2 separate regions of the Homo sapiens genome follow, and region 2 is linked to region 1. A link is an interaction called in ENCODE POLR2A ChIA-PET data of the cell type or tissue named here. Cell type or tissue: OCI-LY7. All regions are shown on one strand. Each heading gives the region's core, and the rest is flanking DNA. Links, peaks and the distances in the headings are about the cores only. Region 1 has its middle 4.1 kb from the start of H4C11. Region 2 holds the start of TRQ-TTG2-1 (tRNA-Gln (anticodon TTG) 2-1).

What was found. ChIA-PET counts read pairs that join two places held together with the same protein. Peaks named below come from ENCODE experiments on the same cell type or tissue, not always from the same donor. Only the 100,000 strongest peaks of a DNase experiment are listed, where the experiment ranks them.
Region 2: POLR2A ChIA-PET joins it to region 1 with 18 read pairs; 2 of 35 experiments call an interaction of 5 or more read pairs at or near these places.

Annotation. Positions count from the first base shown.
Region 1 is chr6:27,817,301-27,822,683 of GRCh38, reverse strand. No RefSeq gene overlaps it. Among named protein-coding and RNA genes, the nearest start is that of H4C11, 4.1 kb to the left of the region's middle. In OCI-LY7, for the core only: CTCF peaks have their summits at 2,575 and 2,785 (motif pointing left); a DNase peak (open chromatin) is centred at 2,803; H3K27ac peaks cover 4,663 bases.
Region 2 is chr6:28,587,761-28,593,143 of GRCh38, reverse strand. It overlaps ZBED9-AS1 (ZBED9 antisense RNA 1), which reads right to left. Exons shown (of 2, transcript NR_186619.1): 2 at 1,395-3,915. TRQ-TTG2-1 (tRNA-Gln (anticodon TTG) 2-1) reads right to left here and starts at 3,765; the gene lies at 3,694-3,765. It also overlaps a transcript of SCAND3 not described here. RefSeq lists enhancers at 3,179-3,858, 5,350-5,383. In OCI-LY7, for the core only: no CTCF peak of the experiment used is centred there; no DNase peak of the experiment used is centred there.

The DNA.
Region 1 (5,383 bases), core at 55-5,054:
TGAGGCAGGCAGGTCACTTAAAGTCAGGACTTCGAGACCAACCTGGCCAACATGGTGAAACCCCGTCTTTACTAAAAATACAAAAATTAACTGGGCGTGGTGTCACATACCTGTAATATTAGCTACTCAGGAGGGTGAGGCAGGAGAATCTCTTGAACCTGGGAAGCGGCGCTTACATTGAGCCGAAATCACACCACAGCACTCCAGGCTAGACAACTGAGTGAGACTCCATCTCAAAAAAAAAGAAAAGAAAAGAAAAGAAAAAAACAATAAGAAACCTAAAAATTTTATTTTTTCGTGTAAAAACTGGCCACAAAGAAATTATTTGACTTACCTTGTTTGACTGTAAGTCGTAGGACCTCCGTTCCAGAGAGGGCCCTGCCCCATATACAAAAGAAATACTACACAGAGCGCCCAAGAAGAATCTAGACAGGCCTGGCTGGGTTTCCCCACTCAGTCTCTTAGCATTAGATCATACACATTATGTCCAGTCATATTTCTACATAGCTGTCCATACTTTGTTGAACCTAAGCATAAAAATGGACAATTTCCCCTGTATCTTTAGGTCTTCATTCTGAAGGCTTCTGCGTACATGTTAAATAAATGTGTATGCCTTTTCTTCTATTAATCTGCCTCTTGACAGTGATTTTCAGTGAAGCTTCAGAGTACATAGGGGAAGCTTTCCCTGTGCCCCAACAAGTTCAATCATATGGTCAATGATTCAATCAATCCTGCCTATATAATAAAACCCTCATAAAAGCTCTGGATACCAAGGTCAGGGAGTTTATTGGTTTGTGAACACATAGATATCCTAGGGAGGTGACTCCTGGTTCCACATAGAGATGGCACAGAAGCTTTGCTTTCAGGACCCTTCCAAGCCTTGCCCTATGCGTCTCTTCATCTGACTGGTCCTGATTTGTATTCTTTATGATAAAACTATAATCATAAGGACAGCACTTTCTATATTCTATGAGTCATTCTAGCATATTATTGAACATGAAGGGGTAGTGGGAATCCCTGGATTTGAAGCCAGTTGCTCAGAAGAGCAAGTGGCCTGGGAACCCCACTTGCAGCTGGCGTCTGAAGTTGGGACAGTCTTGTTGGGAAATGTGCCCTTTAACTGGTGAGGTCCAGCTAACTCCAAATAATCAGTGCCTGAATTGAATTGAAGTACATCAGTTGGTGTCCAAATAACTAGAAAGAAATTCATGTACGTAGTTAAAAATTTAGGAAATTCAGATTAGGCAAACTGAAAAAATATCTATAAATCACAGTCCGAAGATTATTCTATTAACTTTATGATACCTATCTATTGCAGTAGTCGTCTTTTCATATATTTAATATTTTTTACATGCATGGATACACTGTGGAATTCTTTTAACTCTAAAGAAAGTGTAATCTTGACACAATTTAAAATGTAATTTCTTTGTTTTTTAGTGTTTCCATGTAAATATTTACTTTGGAGAATAGTGAGTTCAGCCTCTGCAATCAAACAAACCTAGACTGAAATTGTGGCTTCGTTGCAGATACTTTTGCTGTTTTTGTCTTAATTTCCTCATCTTTTTAATGAGAGTAAAGGCAATCAGAGTTACTCCACAGGATACTTTAGGAAATAATGGAGATAATTGAGAAAAATGGCTAGACTAGCTTAGTAGATCTCACTAGTCACATATAGAAAATTTATATTTACTGTTTATTAATATTTTATTGATATTCAATTACTTAACTTTTTGTATATATTTAAATTCACATTTATGCTATTTGCACTAGTCCAAATAAAGTACTTAACAATTTTTATGTCATTTAAATTTCTAATATATTTGAATAAATGCTTAGAGTTTTATGTTTTGATATAACTTCTAAACAGCTATTAGAATATATTAATAGCTAAAATAAAAATCAAATATAATCAAATGAAGGCTTTTTTTTTTTTTTTTTTTTTTTGAGACAGAGTCTCGCTCTGTCGCCCAGGCTGGTGTGCAGTGGCTTGATCTCAGCTCACTGCAACCTCCACCTCCCTGGTGTAAGCGATTTTCCTGCCTCAGCCTCCTAAGTAGCCATGCCACCAGGCCCGGCTAATTTTTTGGATTTTTAGTAGAGGTGGTGTTTCACCATGTTGGTCAGGCTGCTCTCAAACTCCTGACCTCGTGATCCACCCACCTCGGCTTCCCAAAGTGCTGGGATTACAGGCATGAACCACCGAGGCTGGCTGAAGACTCTTTTTGAGGCCTGTTCTTCATTTCACACTTCAAACATCATCACAATATCAATAAAGAGAATATGTTTATACATACAGTTAAAATGAAGACATACATAGTAAACAGATTTAAGATATGAAAGAAAAACATTGGAAAACCAAGAAGATACCTAAGAGAGTAGAAAGTTTGTCAAAGTTTGTCGTTAATTTTGTCAGGAAAACCTGGTTTTCCTGGAAGCCTCATGTAGGGGAGGAAAAAAATATTTTCCCTCTACACTTCTGAGTTCTCAGCTAGAGCCCTTGTGACAAAAGACAGATTAAGAAGAGAAAAACAAACAAGTTTATTAACATGGGTACAGCACATGTCTCATGTGAGTGTACCCAGAAATGAGTAACTAAAAAATGTGACTTAAAACTCCAGTTTATATACAGCATCTTTAATAAGATCAATAAGTTTTTAGAGAAATTAGAAGACAAAGGAAAAGGATTTTGAGTTTTTAGGAGTGACAAATTGTGGGAAGGCAAATATATACGAAATTAATGGTAGATAAAGGCTGGTTAGTAAAGTTGTTATGCAGATTGCTCTGGTGCCCTCTCCAGGCTGATGAGAGTCTGATGTTGTCTCTGGTGATTAATTTTTGCCCTTTCTGGTAGAGAGGGGAGGAGAGACACCTCCGTACATTTATGTCCTGCTTTTAGGCAAATAGGGAGAGGGCAGAGAGTTTTCTTGTATCTGCTTCTTCTTAGTTGCCCTCAACTCAAATATTCTTTATGTCAATGTGGCATATTTTGGGGTGGTGTGTCTTGCCACCCTTCACTCAAAAACAGCTAATCTCTACCCAAAAAGAGAATCCTGGCTGGGCGCGGTGGCTCACGCCTGTAATCCCAGTACTTTGGGAGGCCGAGGCGGGTGGATCACGAGGTCAGGAGATTGAGACCATCCTGACTAACACGGTGAAACCCCATCTCTACTAAAAACACAAAAAATTAGCCGGGCATGGTGGCGGGCCCCTGTAGTCCCAGCTACTCGGGAGGCTGAGGAAGGAGAATGGCGTGAACTCGGGAGGTGGAGCTTGCAATGAGCCGAAATCATGCCACTGCACTCCAGTCTGGTTGACAGAGCAAGATTCCATCTCAAAAAAAAAAAAAAAAAAAAAAGAGACAGAGAATCCTTCCCCTAAAAGGAGACCCTAAGTATCGGCCCTTACCCCTTGCCTAGTGTGCCTGCCTTTATTCAAAATGTGAGACTCAAAACTTATTCGAATGTTACTCTTTTATTGTCTCACAATAAATCCAAGCCCATAACCATTTCTTGTAGGAATTAGTCTTTTTGAGACACTTCACAGTACTCACAAGCCTAAAGACAGAAAACTAGATTTTTTTTTCTTTTCAAAGAATTTAACCCTTGCTTAATAATAATCAGCTGTGACATTTGGATTTAAGTGTGAAGTTACTAACAAACATAGCACTCCTAGGTAGAATCCACCCAACCATGACCATGAACCTCCAAGTCATAGCTTGAATGTACCCATTGCATTGAACGGCCTCTACTTTTTTCCCAAAAGCCCAAATGCCTCTGTGCTATTTCTGTCTCATTTAAATTTAAGCTTCTTGGCCAGGTGCAGTGGCTCACGCCTGTAATCCTAGCAGTTTGGGAAGTCGAGGCAGGCAGATCACTTGAGGTCAGGAGTTTGAAACCAGGCTGGTCAACATGGTGAAACCCTGTCTCTACTAAAAATACAAAAAAAATTAGCTGGGTATGGTGGCAGGCACCTGTAATCTCAGCTACTCGGGAAGCTGAGGCAAGAGAATTGCTTGAACCCAGGAGGCGGAGGTTGCAGTGAGCCAAGATCATACCACTGCACTCCAGCCTGGGCAACACAGCAAGACTTTGTCTCAAAAATTAATTAATTAATTAATTAAAGCTTTTTTTTTGTTTTTATATCCATTTTTTTTATTTCCTTCATAAAGATGTACATTATATTACATTGACACATTATATTCACCTTATTTTGTAGGGTCACCATTGACCTAGGCACTATAGGGGGAAAAAAAATGAAACCCAGTCTGCACTCCACATGACTTGTAAAAACAAGATATAGTCATCAACACCTCCAATATTGGCTTACACAATAGGCTATAACAGTGGGTTAGAGTTCTCCAAGTGCATGGGGAAAGTAAAATCAATTAGTGTATGGGTAAAACAACTCAATAAAGAACTTTTAAATATTGTTTTGCTAAGTATTCTGTGACCAAAATGTGAATTTTATCTCTTCTAAAATGACTGTACATACATATAAAGATTGTGTCGACCCCAAAATTCTGTTTTGTTCTATTAAAAATTAAAAATAGGGGCAGGGCACAGTGGCTCACACCTGTAATTCCAACATTTTGGAAGGCCAAGGCAGGAGGATCACTTGAGCACAGAAGTTTGAGAACAGCCTAGGCAACATGGTGAAACACTGTCTCCACCAAAAAAGATACAAAGATTAGCCCAGGGTGGTGGCCTGTGCCTGTAGTCCCAGCAACCCAGGAGGCTGAGGTGGGAGGATTGTTTGAGCTTGGGGAAGCCAAGGTGCAGTGAGCCATGATTGTGCCACTGCACTCCAGCCTGGGCAACAGAGTGAGACCTTGTCTCAAAAATAATAATCATAAACAATTTTGCCAAGATTTCTGGATAGTATTTTCCTAATTTTTTTTTTTCTTTTAGATGTAGTCTTGCTCTGTCACCAGGCTGGAGTGCGGTGGTGTGATCTCAGCGCACTGCAACCTCTGCCTCCTGGATTCAAGCAATTCTCCTGCCTCAGCCTCCCAAGAAGCTGGGATTACAGGCGCATACCACCACACCCTGGTAATCTTTGTATTTTTGTAGAGATGAGGTTTCACCATGTTAGCCAGGATAGTCTCAAACTTCTCACCTCAAGTAATCTGCCTGCCTTGGCCTCCCAAATTTCTGGGATTACAGGCATGAGCCACCGCACTCAGCCTAATTTTTTAAAAAAATCTTTTGAGCTTTAATTTGTTTCTAACATGATACTCCTGTATCAAGAATAGATGCTTCATCTAATGAGATTGTATTGTTCGGGCTCAGAAACCGATTCCCCAAAATATGGAGCTTTGACATACTGAACTGAAGAAGAGTACTCAAGGTCTTTCGGACCTTCCCCCTATTCCTCTCTCTCATTT
Region 2 (5,383 bases), core at 101-5,100, 770 kb before region 1:
ATGTTTTCCCATTCTGTGGTTTGCCTCTTCACTTTGTTTCCTTTGCAGTGCAGAAACTTGTTAGTTTGATGCAATCCCATCTGTCTGCTTTAGCTTCTGTTGCTTGTGCTTTGGAGTCAAAAAAAAAAAAAAATCATTGCCCAGACAATGTCATGGAGCTTTTCCCTTATTTATTAATTTTTTCAGTATATAGGTTTATAGCTTCCAGTCTTGTATTTTAATCCATTTTGAGTTGATTTTTATATATGGTGTAAGATAGAAGTCTAATTTTATTCTTCTTCATGTGGATAACCAGTTTTCCCATCACCATTTATTAAAGAAGCTGTCCTTTTGTGTGTTCTTGGCACCTTTGTCAAAAATCAATCGACAATAAATACATGGGTTTATTTCTGGGCTTTCTATTCTCTTTCAAAGGTCAGTATGTCTGTTTCTATGCCAGTACCATGCCTTATTACAATCACTTTATAATAGATATAAATAGTGAATGTGATGCTTCCAGCTTTGTTCATTTTGCTCAAGATTTTTTTGTCTATTTGAGGTCTTTTGTGGTTCCATACAAATTTAAGAATTGTTTTTTCTATTCATGTAAAATATGACATTGGAGTTTTGACAAGGATTGCATTGAATCTGTAGATAGCTTTGGGTAGTGTAGACATTTTAACGATATTAATTCTTTCATGAACATGGAATATTTTCCATTTATTTGTGTTTTTGTCATTTTATCAGAGTTTTATAGTTTTCAGTGTACAGGTCTTTCATCTCTTTTGTTAAATTTATACCCAAGTATTTTATTTTGTTTTTGTTGCTATTGTAAATGGGATTGTTTTCTTAATTTCCTTTTCAGATAGTTCATCATTATATAGAAATGCTACTGATTGTTTAATGTTGATTTTGTATCCTGCAACTTTACTGAATTTATCAGTTCTAACTTTTCTGTAACATCTTTAGGATTTCTATTTGCTGATCATGTCATCAGCAAATGGAGTTAATTTCAATTCCTTTCCTATTAGGATGACTTTTATGTCTTTCTCTTATCTAATTGCTCTGGCTCTATAAAACTAATCTTTTGAGAGTTTTTATGATGAAAGGGTGTTGAATTTTGTCAAATACTTTTTCCGTATCTATGGATATAATCACATGGTTTTTATCCTTCATTTTTGTTAATGTGGTGTAACACATTTTTTGATATGGACAGATTTTAAAGTCTGTTTTAATTTCCTCAGGAAATCAGCTACCATTAATTTGCTTGGTCCTCTATTCTGAACACATCTTCTCTCGGCAGCTGATCATATTCTCAATCCTTAGCTGGATATCTTCTTTGGAAAAGAAGTTTTCCCAGGATATGCCTATACATCTTTGATGAAACTGTCAAAGAAAAAATGTACCAGATGGAGTTAAATAGGCAAGGAAGACTTTATTCCAGACAATTGCAATAGGGGAGAGAAATTAAATAAACTCAGATCCAAATACATCAGGGACAGCTGGGGATCTATAGCTAATAGTAAGGGTAAGACAACCATTTGATAGAAAGTGACTACGAGGAACTTGATTAGATATCAAGGGTGGAAAAAGAGAAACTTGATAGGATTTTGAGGTGAGGAATTCTTACTGAATTGGCTTAGCAAGATTCTTGCTAAAACTAGGCTCAACTGGATTATTTGCTGAAATTGGGCTGGACAAGCCAAGGATGGGACCTAGTTGAGAGGAGGGCTCAGAGGAACCTAACTAAAGTTTGTTCAAGGGTGGAGTTTTTATAAATACCCACGGGAATTTCCTCAGCTTCCTAAAGGAATTGGTAGACCCACAGAACATGTAAGGCATCAGGGGGAGCATCTACATATGCTCCCAGCCTCTCCCAGTGTTGGTGGCTGCTTCCGCCTCCTCATAGCAGCTGCTCCTTGGCCTTCTGTTCAGTTCTGGGTCACGTTGTGCAGGCACCATCTCCAATCAGGTCTTGTCCATTACCTTAATTTAGAGGCTTGGGATAAAGTCTGAGTTACTGGTTTGAGCTAGGATAAGTGGATGCTTGACGATGGATGTGATCATAATGATTACTTACAGTAACACAGGCAGGCTATGGTGTTGGTCGGAAGGATGGCTGGACTTATAAGCATCCCAAACAGGCAGAAGAGGCTGTTAGGCCATTAGGAAAAGGGAGAACACTTTGGGTGAGATCTCATCACGCTAACATCAACAAAGTGGAAAGAAGGTGGGGCCACACTAGCTAAGGCAACACCACAAGAAAATGTTATTTCCCTCTGCAATTAGCACCATTACAGACCATATGAAGTACAATCAAGCACACATAACGGGAGCCAAAATAATGCTTTCATGAATTTTGTAAACTTAGTTACAGAGTCTCTGTGTAACCAATGGTAATTCAAAATATGAGCTAATGAATTATTAATGGTTTAATGGACTTGGTGAAAGTAGGATTCGATTTGGTTTTTTGGTATGTATGCGAAAATCAAAATGTCAAAGTAAGAAATCTGAAAATAAATAATTGGATTTAAAGGTTGTCTCTTACATCATAGAAGAGATTAATTTGTACGAAACACAAATACTTGTTTCTAATTTAGTTCTTGTCCTCTCTGTCCTCTAGGGCACACCTTTCCCTCACCTTGACACCTCACATTTCCCACCTCATTCTAACAGCTAAATTAGTGTCTATAAGGAATTTTCCAGACCTTCCGGGTTTCATCAACTCTATCTCCAATTCAATCCTCGTCTACACACACAGTTCAGGGGAGGCAAGATAGCGGCTACATTTTCTGTTCTTGACCTTCAGCTCCAAGGGACTGTTTCCCGGATGCTTCGGACCGAGTGTTTGGTAGTGTCTGGGGAGGACTCGGTCAGGGAGCCCCCTCCTTTCACCCTGGTACTAGGAGCTGAAGAGGCGAGATGCCAGGCGAACGGCTGAAGGCAGAGGTCTTTTTACCCCCATCTCCCTTGTCTCCCACACAAGTTGTAGGGCCCCTCCACCGTGTCTGGTCCTGAATTGGGAATGCCAGCTCCCAGCGCGGCGAGGCCCAGGTCCGGTCCTAGGTGAGTTTTTCTCTCCGGCTGGAAGACTCGACGCCGTGGATACCAGGGACCCGAGCCCTCCGGGGCTGCTGGCTTTGGAGGGATTTCCAGACGTTGCAGTCGGGGTGAGCGGAGAGACTAAGAAGTACAGGGGACTAGAGAAAGCAGATGAGGGTGAATTGTCTCATCAAGATGGGGGATAGGGAAAAGGGGCGAGAAGTAACCCGGGGCGCAAGGTCCACAGCGAAAAAAAAAAAAAAAAACAAACAAAAAAACAAACAAAAGAAACACGCCCGAGACCAAGGCTCAGCCACTTTACACGCAGGACTTGGTTGTGGCAGCGAGGAGGGCTTCGAACCTAGGAAATTTTGAGGAAGCGTTTGTCTCCATCACAGGAATTGGGTTTCCACGTTGCTGCTGGAGCTTTTCGTAAGTCGATAAGAGCAGCATCTTTCTCTTTGTCTCCAAACCCGTGAATTTGATACGCTTTGAAAGCGTTCTTCTAGGCGAAAGAGCTTGGTACTTTCATGCTTGGATAGAAGGGGAGAGTTCAATACCGTGCACGCGACCACAAAGTTGTTTTCGACGAGAATTCGATGGGAAGCGGAGGAACGAATTTTTCCCACATTCAGAGGCCAAGCCAGGAACTGTAAAACGTTCACCTTTGAAAGGTCCCACCGAGATTCGAACTCGGATTGCTGGATTCAAAGTCCAGAGTGCTAACCATTACACCATGGGACCAACCACAAGGGTACAGTAGGTAAGTATAGTCGTGGTTAAATACCTCCTTGATAATAAACTTTCTAGTTCCGATCCGAAAGAGTTAGGTCAGGCTTCAGTGAGACTCACGCTGACAGGAAAGCTGACGCTTTGCTGCTGAAGAAGGAGTAACTGTCAAAATAAAATTCAGGGAGATCTCTTCACTCTTTCCTGCGCTTTTGTTGGGAGCATAAATTAGCTTCCAGAAATCAACCGGGGCAGATTTGTGAGGTCTGAAACTTAACAATTTAGAAAGTCCTCTTTAAGAAAAAGAACAGCTGTTATCAACATAAAATTATGGGTACTCTAAGGCCTGTATGATGTATCTGAGGATAAGCTGGAGTAGGGAGAGGAAGCTGTCTTAACTAATTTTCACTATACTAGCATACTTTTGCAAATCTTACAAAATATGTTTCATACAGAGCAACCTCTTCCCAAGGCCTTGGAAAGCACAGCGCAAGGAAAGGATCTTAACACACTTTAGCGAGACTCACGATAAACATCCCTCTGGGGTGCAGATCTTTTAGCAATATCTATCAAAATAGTCTCTTCTACAGCCACTAAAAAGAATGGGATAGACATGTAACACATGTTGGCTTGGCAGTTTCTGGGGGAGGATTTAAGTTTAAAACAAACCAAAAAAGCCCAGTAACTTGGTGAATTGTAGTCTAGTATGATTTAAGTTTTGCAAATTATAATGAGTTATAATTGTGACTCAGTTATATTTGTACATAATAATATTGTACTCAATTTTGTATGTACATTTTAAAAATAGGTTGGAGGTACATACAACAAACTCGGCATCAATTTTTCTGAGGAATGGAACTGAGGATGAAGAAACTTCACTTCTTGCCACGTTGACTTTTTAAATATTTGACTTTTTTTATAAGTGTCTATCACTGTTGTAGTAATTAACAAATGCAAATCTACAAAACAAAACAAACAAAACAGTAAGGCTCGTCAGTAAAGGACTTAGAAGTCATGCTTACTCCATGTTAACTGCCTACTGTGCTCAGCATGGCAGAGATCACTGCCTTGCAGAATGAGAAAAAGGTAGTAGAATCCCTGATTGCAAAGGATAGTTAGGGGGGGAAACAAAAGATAAGTTCAGCACGTTAAAAGTGACTGGGAAAATGATCTTTTCAGGGTTGGATGACACAGGCACACAGACAAAAATTTTATACAGAATTTTACTCAAGACCATTCACGGACTCTAAGCGTAAGATTTCTTTTTTATTTAGAGATTTCTAAAAGAGATGTTCTGATTATTCAAAGACTCTCTACTCAGAAATGCCAAAATGTGAGAAATCAACATGAGGACCACAGCAGAAGGAAACAGAGAATGGAGAAGGGAACCAGGCAGCAATTCAACAAATATTCCTTGGGCATCTCTGCGCTACCAGAGGTATGGAGGAACCCAGTGACTGCTTGAAAAGAATGTTCTGGTTACTCCACTCCAGTGATTCGCTAGGCGCTGATCAGCCGTCCAGATTTTGTTAGATTTCTGGGACCAGTTTCCCACAGTTGTTTAGTCACGGCTCTGTGCTCCGTGACTAAACAACTGAGGCTCATTCTCGGTGGTCTTGGTTTTCTAATCCGT